3 separate regions of the Homo sapiens genome follow, and all the other regions are linked to region 2. A link is a contact called in ENCODE Hi-C or POLR2A ChIA-PET data. All regions are on one chromosome and are shown on one strand. Each heading gives the region's core, a stretch centred on a gene start or an enhancer-like site at or near the end of the contact. The rest is flanking DNA. Distances are from core to core; before and after follow the strand shown.

Evidence for each region. Hi-C counts contacts between places; a loop is a spot of excess contacts on that map. ChIA-PET counts read pairs that join two places held with the same protein, here RNA polymerase II (POLR2A). Pooled maps may share reads with other maps.
Region 1: a loop to region 2 is called in a map of prostate gland, with 2.0 times the contacts of the local background. The contact joins two enhancer-like sites. A Hi-C loop is called at or near these places in 3 of 168 maps with a recorded cell type or tissue (HepG2, PC-9 and prostate gland).
Region 3: a map of natural killer cell shows a loop between it and region 2 (10-fold over the local background). The contact joins two enhancer-like sites. A Hi-C loop is called at or near these places in 11 of 168 maps with a recorded cell type or tissue (CD4-positive, alpha-beta T cell, CD4-positive, alpha-beta memory T cell, CD8-positive, alpha-beta T cell and 5 more) and 11 of 50 pooled maps. POLR2A ChIA-PET finds 5 or more read pairs at or near these places in 6 of 52 experiments (CD4-positive, alpha-beta T cell, CD4-positive, alpha-beta memory T cell, CD8-positive, alpha-beta T cell and 3 more).

The regions. Positions count from the first base shown.
Region 1 is chr2:374,468-377,616 of GRCh38, forward strand. All of the region lies in intron 1 of LOC105373351 (a long non-coding RNA gene), which reads left to right. Among named protein-coding and RNA genes, the nearest start is that of LINC01865, 60 kb to the left of the region's middle. RefSeq lists an enhancer at 1-304. Within about 2 kb of position 1,429, at least 2 of the 41 ENCODE cell types and tissues checked have a DNase peak (open chromatin) inside an H3K27ac peak, as active enhancers do.
Region 2 is chr2:436,916-439,976 of GRCh38, forward strand. No RefSeq gene overlaps it. Among named protein-coding and RNA genes, the nearest start is that of LINC01874, 54 kb to the right of the region's middle. Within about 2 kb of position 1,261, at least 10 of the 41 ENCODE cell types and tissues checked have a DNase peak (open chromatin) inside an H3K27ac peak, as active enhancers do; they include CD8-positive, alpha-beta T cell, PC-3, PC-9 and 1 more, where a contact is called at or near this core.
Region 3 is chr2:392,655-395,995 of GRCh38, forward strand. No RefSeq gene overlaps it. Among named protein-coding and RNA genes, the nearest start is that of LINC01865, 78 kb to the left of the region's middle. RefSeq lists an enhancer at 985-1,684. Within about 2 kb of position 1,882, at least 7 of the 41 ENCODE cell types and tissues checked have a DNase peak (open chromatin) inside an H3K27ac peak, as active enhancers do; they include CD8-positive, alpha-beta T cell, PC-3, PC-9 and 1 more, where a contact is called at or near this core.

The DNA.
Region 1 (3,149 bases), core at 179-2,678, 62 kb before region 2:
GAGGTGGAATACTGAACGTATTGCATCCTAATGGCGTCTTTGTCTCATACGGCTCACGTGTTGTACAGTGAGGTGGAATACTGACCGTATTGCATCCTAATGGCGTCTTTGTGTCACACGTTGTGCAAGCACATTTCTATGAACACACACCCCAAGCGGGTTCTGCACTTACACTGCATCCTTAACTCACCTACATTTCTAAGGGTGTCTGCCTTCTTCAGCAGCCCTCCATGGCTGTCCACACCCTCCCACACCAGCCAACCTGAAACAAGGTTTCCTCTTCCTCTAGGAAATACTCAGGGTCTCGCTTCCTCCTTCAACATCCATCCGTGTCTTCCACACCCCATCCTGAACCAGGCGCCCGAATTCCGAGTTCCGTGTTCCTTCTGTCACACGTGGCTAAAGACCGGCTGCTCCCTAGAAAATCACTGCTTTCCAAAGCGCACTGCCGAGTCTTACATGAAGTATTTTCTCTTTAGAGACATGAATTCTGATTCAGATATTTGCTTTCATTATAAGCCTTGGAGCAAAGAGTATAAAGGTGTTTTCTTCTAAAAGTTCCTTTGGTTGACCACGAATCCCCAGCCTCAGCTGTCTCCCTTAGTGCTGTTTGCTCCATGGATCTCTTACAGATGTGTGTCAAAGGCAGTTCATAAGCACAAAGACATCTGGAATACAAAGAGTCGCTATATAAAGACTAAAGACACCATGTTTATATTGAATTAATGAGCTGATTCTGAGATTTTTTTAGAATAACAGCCTACCTGGCATTTATTCTCTCTGAGCATTAATTAATATTTTTCACACCAGTGTCTATCTTAGTCAACATATTTTGAGCTTTGATTCAATTACAAAACCCTAACACCCCAAACTGTGTGTTTTTCACATGGTAAAGGACCACAGATTCACTAACGCCTTCAGAAGAATCAGTTTACTGTGGATTCTATCCAGTATTATGAAGTTCTCCTGTCCAAAAACACAGTTTTGAAAGATGAGGTTAGATTTATTAGTGCTGTGTTGGCTGGGATTTCATTAAGTGAGAGGGCTTTTGTAGTTTTCTCAGACCAAGCAAATTTTATTGGGCCAAATTATTTTTAGGTAAATCTGTGGGAATCTGTCCAATTTGTTACATGCCCTAAAGTCTTGGCACACTGAGATTTTGTTTTGTTTTTCTTTAGAAAATTCCCTCCCTGTTTCTCCCTCTTTGATATTATTCCCAGTAACAATGCATTATTGTTTCCTATGGGTCTGAGGACAGTGGCAATTCAGGGCATGTTTGGTGTTGTTGGCACGTCACGGAGGAGACATTCCCCACATGGCCTCCCCTTTCCTGTGATGCTGTTACTTCGGGCCCTGGAAGTTGAAACCGGGCAGCCAGGCCAAGGACCCTCTGTGCTGAAGGCTCCGGTGCCCTCAGTCATCAGTCTCTGTCATGCTAACTCGTTACCTGTGCATGGAGCAGCCGCTAGACAGTTTCTCAGAGGACGAACGGCATTAAGTAGTTCCTTCATTCCTCCATTTGACAAACCTTGACTTAGTGCTGACTACCTGATCGTGACAGAGCTGAGCATCACAGATCAAACCACACACAACTTGTGTCCAGCACTCAATTTATGGTACATTTCTCTAGAGCTTCAAACTAGGGTATGCTCAGGGCTTACGTGTAATACACAAAAAAGTCTGCATATCATGTTACTGATCTCCTGAGCCATAAAATCCCTAAGGAAAAAAAAATTCTTTTTCTAAAGAGACTGGCTTGTTTTCAAGCTTACAAAAACCAGCCAGAGGGTTCAGGCTAAGTTTAGACAACTAAAAATAAAGTGAAAGCTTGGGTTTTTAATTTATGATGATGATTATTATTTTAAAATTCATTTTTGAAATGCACTTATATAGTGGAACAACATCAGATTAATGAAATTTAATCGTTATTGTGAAGATAAGTCTGTTTTTGGCTCAGATAAAATGAAGAGCTTCTGTAATACTTCCTTTTTTTCTCTTAAAAACCAAATGTGCATAATTCTGTTGGAAGAATAAAGATTGTAATTGTGAACTTTACCCATCATCTTCAATCTGCTTGTCTCTTGTTTCTTAAAAATCATTTTTAGCTCAAAATGTTTGATGTTTTTGTTTGGCCTGTTATTGACTTTTAAAATGTATTTTCAGACATATATACTTTTACAAAATGGATATTTCTGATGTAGATATAAATTTACCAATTGTTATTTTATTTTCTTTTAAATATTATACTCAACACATACAGTAAAATTATAAAGAATTAGAAAAGATTCTGAAAAATAACAACTCTGGTCCCACTCTTCTACTACTACGGAGGAAATATCAGATTTTTATGGCAGGTGGATATAACTGGGAGGTAGGTATTCCCTGTCATTGTTGAAGACACAAATGTACATTTTCTGAATCTCTCTAAACAGGAAGATTCTTGTCAGAACAATGTAGTAATTTTATGAAGTAGATTTTGTAAATGTAGGTTATATAATAAATTTCAGTGAATTATAAAAATGCAGGGTTTAAAAACAGCTGTATAGAAAAAGTGATGTTAGCAATATGGTGGAATGGGAGTTCCTGGTGCTCTTCCCCTCACAGAAACATCAGTTTGGACAATTATCCACACATGAAAATACCTTCATAAGGGCTAACGTTAGGCACTAAAGTACCTAGTGGAATAAAGAAACAAAAATGTATTTAAGAGGGTAGGAAAGACAGCTTCATGTTACCCGTCACTCTTCCACCAAACCTGCACAGCACAGCACAGAGACTTATACCCTCTGTTGCCAGAGGGTGGGGGATGCAGCAGGCATCTGACTTTGCCATGGGCCCCAGGACCAGGCCCACCTCCAAAAATTTCAGGGCCAGACTAGCCCCTGAAGCCCCAAGCTCTAGGCCCAACAACTCTAAAGAAATGGCGATATATGAACTGCCTGGCAAATAATTCAAAACAATCATCTTAAAGAACCTCAATGAGTGACAAGGGGACACAGATAGACAACTGAATGAAATCAGGAAATACATAAGCAACATGAGAAGTTAAGAAATAGATTGAAATCGTTATAAATAAGCAAACAGAAATTCTGGAGCTGAAGAACAAAATGACTGAGCTGGAAAATTCCATGGAGAGCTTCAACAGGAGA
Region 2 (3,061 bases), core at 11-2,510:
GCATGGATATGAGCTCCCACTGTGTGCATGGATAAAGCTCGCACTGTGTGCATGGATAGAGTTCCCACTGTGTGCATGGATAGAGTTCCCACTGTGTGCATGGACAGAGCTCCCATTGTGTGCATGGATAGAGCTCCCACTGTTTGCATGGATATCAGCTCTCACTCTGTGGATGGATATGAGCTCCCACTGTGTCCATGGATATCAGCTCCCATTATGTGCATGGATTTGAGCTTCCACTGTGTGCATGGATATGAGCTTGATTATGTAGGTATAAGCACATAATGAGCTTTCACTCTGTGCATGGATATGAGCCCTTACTCTGTACATGGATATCATCAGCTCTGTGTGCGTGGATATGAGCTCCCACTGTGTGCATGGACATGAGCTCCCACTATGTGCATGGATGTGAGCTCCCACTGTGTGCATGGATAGAGTTCCCACTGTGTGCATGGATATGAGCTCGACTGTGTGCATGGATGTGAGCTCCCACTGTGTGCATGGATATGAGCTTCCACTGTGTGCATGGATGTGAGCTCCCACTGTGTGCATGGATGTGAGCTCCCACTGTGTGCATGGATGTGAGCTCCCACTGTGTGTGTAGACGTCTCACTGAGCTTCCACTGCGTGTGTAGCATGAGTACGGGAGTAAGCAAGGTGAAGGGAGCTCCTGATCTAGCACAGATGGAGCCAGATTCAACACTAAAGAGGAAAAAAGGATCTAACAATCCTTAAGAGCCTACTATGCACCAGGTACTTTTCTCACAATTCTTGTGAACTACTGTGTTTTACGCTGCTTCTGTGGATGAGGAAACTGAGGCACAAGGAAGTGAAGGACGTTGGTGGATTCAACATCCGCCTTTGTGCTCCCAAGCAGTTTTTTGTTTCTCACCATTATAATTGACCACCTTGCATTATGTTTTATTTCTAAATTATCACAAATCCCATCTCTGTTTCTCAGGTTCTCAACCAGAGGCAATCTTGCCCCCAGGGAACATTTGGCAAGGTACGGAGATATTTTTGTTTGCCCCACCTGGAGGAGGAATGTGACTGACACTGAATGGGTGGGGCCAAGATGCCACTCAACACCCTACAGTGCACGCAGTTTAAAACAAGGTTAGACAAATTAAATTTAACAGAGTTTAAGTGAGCAAAAAAGATTCATGAGCCAAGAATCACCGAGGACAAAAACAGGCGCACGGTGGGCAGGGAATATTTATAGCAGAAAGCAGAAGTGACTGCAGAGATAGCCTGATTGGCTACAGCTCTGGCTCGCTGAGACGCAGCCACCTGTCACCGGAATACACACCCGTGGCAGCTTGTGGTTTGTTTACATGCTGAGCTAGGCTGAGGCCTCAGAGTACGGAGGCAGCTTTAGCCCAAATTTAACCTAAATTAACAACACGACGGTGCCCGCCACAAACATACAGCCTAAACTGCTAAAAGTGCCGAGGTTGGAAACCCTGAAATATTTGTACAAATATCCCATTTAAACTTCCTGTCATTCTCCGTTTAACTTTCCAGAGTCAAGTACTGTCAGTAGTTGGAATAAGCCCTTCCCACTTTCTGTCTGCTATGTTTAATCTCTGTCCTCTCTCCAAATATATTTCTGATTAAAAATGAGATCATGCTATGAATATAGGTGCCTTTTTACTTCAAATGTATCGTCGACATTTTCCATGGAATCCTTTCATCTTCCACTCGTTTTCTGGGGTGCAGCGAGTGCCATTCCCTCAGTTCTACGTAAGTCAACTGAGCTGTTCCCTGCTGGTGGGTGTGCGGTTGGTTTCCCTTTTGAAGGCTGCCTCCCACATGTATCTCCAGGTCCCCATTTGGCAGGTCTTAGGGCAGCGTCTCTGCAGGTTCCCTTGCACGAGGCACACACCAGGTGAGAGGAACCCTCGGCCACAGCTGGGCTCACACCTTGGTGCCGGGGCTGCGTTGCTTCTGCTTCTGGGAACTGTCTTCACCTTGGGTTCTCCCTGCTGGATTGAATGCATTTCCCCCTGTTGAATGCAGGGGCTCGAGTCGTCGTGAAATTTCCTTTTGCCTGTTGTAGATGTTGTAGACGCTCACCAGCCCACTGGGCATTTTCAGGGCCTGTTGATTGCATTTGGCTACAAGATTGGCCTTTTCCATAGTTGCATTTCCAGCATCAAACACGAGACCCGGCATGTGGGGGGCACTGGCAAATGTTTACTAGGTAAATTGACAAAGTTCCATGTCAGTGGAATGAGACATTCCATCTCCCTGGCTCCAAGGCAGCCCGGAAGAGAGTAGAGGCAGTGAGACGCAGGAGGTGCAGTGCGGTGCGCTCCAGGTGGCCTCTGACAATGCCCAGCACGCGAGATCTTTATCATCTTTACTCGGATTAGCGGCCCCTGCACGTGGCTGGGCCTTCAGGGAGCGGTCACGTGGGATCGGATTGCTGCTGACTTCTGCCAGTTGCTGGTGTTGCCTGGCACATGGGTTAGCTGGTATTAGCTCTTTCCAGCCAATACACGGATACGCCTCTGCAAGGGAAAATGTACGTAATGTTGAAAAGAGACACACACATTCTGTTTTTATCAAGAATTTGCAATGTAGATATGAATCTTCCAACTCCTTTTTCTTCAAGACTCTTTACATAGAATTAGAGTCTTTGTTTTTAGCATTCTATATAATGCATCAAAATACCCAGAAATATGGAGAAGCGGAGGTCTGAGGAAGGGAAGAACGTCGAATGGTATGTTTAGATATTTCACAGCGGAACTCTTAGTGTGACACATGTGTTTATAAAAAGTACCACTTTCTACATATCTTGCTCTAACAGTGAGGGGAAATAGGGTTTCTGCAGAGCGCTCAGAACCCAGGGCGCTAAAACCACTTTGTGACCTGGACACCAGGGAGCCAGTTGAACTGAGCCACCTTGTGGGAGAAGCGGCCGCTGGTGCAGTGGACAGGGCAGGAGCCACGGAGGCACAGAGCTGGGTGCTAGGACCCTGCATGGGGCACTGCTGGGCCAGGCCAGGGCAACTGGGGGGTGCCATGCAGGGCAGGGGCTCCTCTCTGAGCCGGAAGA
Region 3 (3,341 bases), core at 632-3,131, 44 kb before region 2:
AAGAGAAAGCCTCTCGGGTGGGGTCACCGCAAAGAGGAAAGGGCGCACGCAGGTCACTGCAAAGAGGAAAGGGCGCACGCAGGCGCAATGCACAGATCCACGGGCAGCATCTAGACGACGTGCGCTGCTCACAAGGCGAACCTTCGCTCAATGCTCCGGAAGCTGGTTTCCGAATTCACGCCAGCTCACAACTGACCTTCATGCTACACTTTGGGTCCCGTGAGGGCGGCTGCTTCCCCCTGCTCACTCTTGGGCAGCTGGAGCCTAACATAGAACCTGGCATGTGGTAAGCGTGTGCTCAAACTTCACGGCGGGGTGAGGGTGCAGGCATGTGCTTACCACACACTCAAACCTCACGGCAGGCTGAGGATGCAGGCATGTGCTTACCACACACTCAAACCTCACAGGCAGGCTGAGGGTGCAGGCAGGTGCTTACCACACACTCAAACCTCAGGGCGGGCTGAGGATGCAGGCACGTGCTTACCAGGCATTCAAACTTCACGACTGGCTGAGGATGCAGGCAGGTGCTTACTACACACTCAAACTTCACGGTGGGCTGAGGGTGCAGGCACGTGCTTACCAGGTATTCAAACTTCATGGTGGGCTGAGGGTGCAGGCATGTGCTTACCGCACACTCAAACTTCATGGGGGGCTGAGGGTGCAGGCATGTGCGTACCAGGTATTCAAACTTCATGGTGGGCTGAGGGTGCAGGCATGTGCTTACCACGCATTGAAACTTCAGGGCGGGCTGAGGATGCAGGCATGTGCTTACCAGGCACTCAAACTTCACGGCAGGCTGAGGGTGCAGGCATGTGCTTACCAGGCACTCAAACTTCACGGCAGGCTGAGGGTGCAGGCATGTGCTTACCACGCACTCAAACTTCACGGCGGGCTGAGGGTGCAGGCACGAGCTTACCACGCATTGAAACTTCAGGGCGGGCTGAGGATGCAGGCATGTGCTTACCACACACTCAAACTTCACGACAGGCTGAGGGTGCAGGCATGTGCTTACCACGCACTCAAACTTCACGGCGGGCTGAGGGTGCAGGCACGAGCTTACCACACACTCAAACTTCACGGCGGGCTGAGGGTGCAGGCACGAGCTTACCACACACTCAAACTTCACGACAGGCTGAGGGTGCAGGCATGTGCTTACTAGGCAGTCAAACTTCACGGCAGGCTGAAGGTGCCTGCTCCCAAGCGATCTCATGCAGCCTGCACTCAAACTCCACATTCCAAAAGTACCTACTCATCTGCCTAGATGCCTGCAGGGCTGGCTCTGATCTGCTTGTCCTGAAATGTGTTAACTGCCTTTTCATACCTTTTTTCATTGCCATGCCAACTGTGAAAGACTCCAGCCCCTTTCAGATGAGGCCCCCAGCTCGGAGATCCACCCTCCAGGAGGTGCTGGGCAGACGCGTGGGGCGGCCTCCACCTCCGGTTTCCTCCCTGTTGCCTCCCGCAGCCTCTCATTCAGAAAGAAACGTGTTTCCGGAAGCTGTGCCGTTGCCATGGAGCCTGGATGGCTTTGTCAGTTTCCTTATTTGCAGCCTCATCTCATCTCCAGACCCACTGTGCTCCTGGACTCGCTGGCAGTCCCAGCTCTCGCCTTCACTGTGGTCTGTGGACCCCTGCACTGAGCCTCGTGTCCTGTGAAGTCAGGCTCTGAGGGTCTCCACGGCCTCCTCTCACCAGAGACCCCCACATCTGCCGCGAATATAACCTAACACTCGAAACCTTTCTCAGTGGCTTGTGCCACCTTTTGAACTTACAATGTTGCTTTGTAGTTCCTTTTATCTGTTGTACGCTTCAGTTAACAGCGCAGTCGACACCTCCCCGGTGTTGGCATATTCTATCCTTCCACGTCCGTGTTGTGTGTTTTCATGGCGTGTCACTGACTCCCCCCGCTGGGGCCCGCGTCTCCTCTGTGCCTCCTCGTTTTGCGGTCTCTCCACATTTCCTGGATGCTCACTGTGCACCTGTCTCACTACAGCACCCTCGACACTGGCGGGCGCCTGGCTCAGCTGTTTAAGTAACTTTATGTTTATTACTTGGGAGGATATTAGCCTAGATTTAATTAATCTCTATGGCAGCATTTTACTTTTTTCTTTTATTTCATTTTGGAGACAGCCTGGGCTTTGTGGCCCAAGCTGGAGTGCAGTGGCGATCTCGGCTCACTGCAGCCTCTGCTTCCCAGGTTCAAGAGATTCTCCTGCTTCAGCCTCCCGAGTAGCTGGGACTACAGGCATGTGCCACCAAACCCGGCTAATTTTTGTATTTTTAGTAGAGACGGGGTTTCACCATGTTGGCCAGTGTGGCCTCGAACTTCTGGCCTCAAGTGATCCACCTGCCTCGGCCTCCCAAAGTGCTGGGATTACAAGTGTGAGCCACCGCACCCGGCCTATGTTGCTTCATTTTAAATGTCCAGTTGCGAAGCTGTGGGTGCAGTAATGGAGCTGATTTCTCAGCTGCTTCAGCTGAGTGATGTCCAACAACTGAACACAGGAAGCCTCAACGCAGATGCTCAGGCGGGGGCGACCGTGGAGACGGAATATTCTCTGGCCCTTCTGTGTTAAGAAAGCCTTCAGGTTGCTGATTATAGAAATGGATGTTTTTAGTCAGCAGTGCAGCTCCACTCTCAAATGGAAGAAAATCCTGTTTTCAGCACCACGTATGCCTAAAGCATCAATTATTTCACTCCCAAATCAGCTGTGTTGCCACCACATTGAATCTGCTGTGAAATAACAGTGTCTGCCAGCACGTGGGTGTTTGGTTAATTATTGTCTTTTTATAAAATATCTGCTTTATTGATACCTTTTCCTTTGGCTTAAGTCATTAATGATGTGTTATTCTGGTCTTGTCATGGATCTGTCAGTGGAATTGCACTGCAGGTGGCTTCTTTGTGGAGTGACAGCAAACGGCATTTGGAAAGTGTGGCTGTTCACCCTGTGGCTGTCCCAGGGCCACACACTGATTGGACTGGGGGCAGGTACCCCACAGAGCCACATGGGTTTAAGCCGAGTCTGCCTAAGTGTGGAACCATAAGTACAGAATGAAGGAAAACAAAACCTGAGCATTTTCTCAGAGTTAGGATTGTTCTTTTGAAAATCTTGGGCCAACTGGGATGACCGAGATTTTTATCCTCTTACCAGTTTTTTTTTTTTTTATGTTTTCTATTTCTAGTGAAGAACTAGAAGGAAAATATGCCCTTAAACGGACAAGTGTGTTATGGACGGAATGTGTGTGTCGCTCTGAAATTCGTAGGTTGCAGCCTCACCCTCAGCGGAGGAGATTAGGGTTTGATGAGGTCGTGAGGGTGGGGCCTCGTGCTGGGGCGAGTG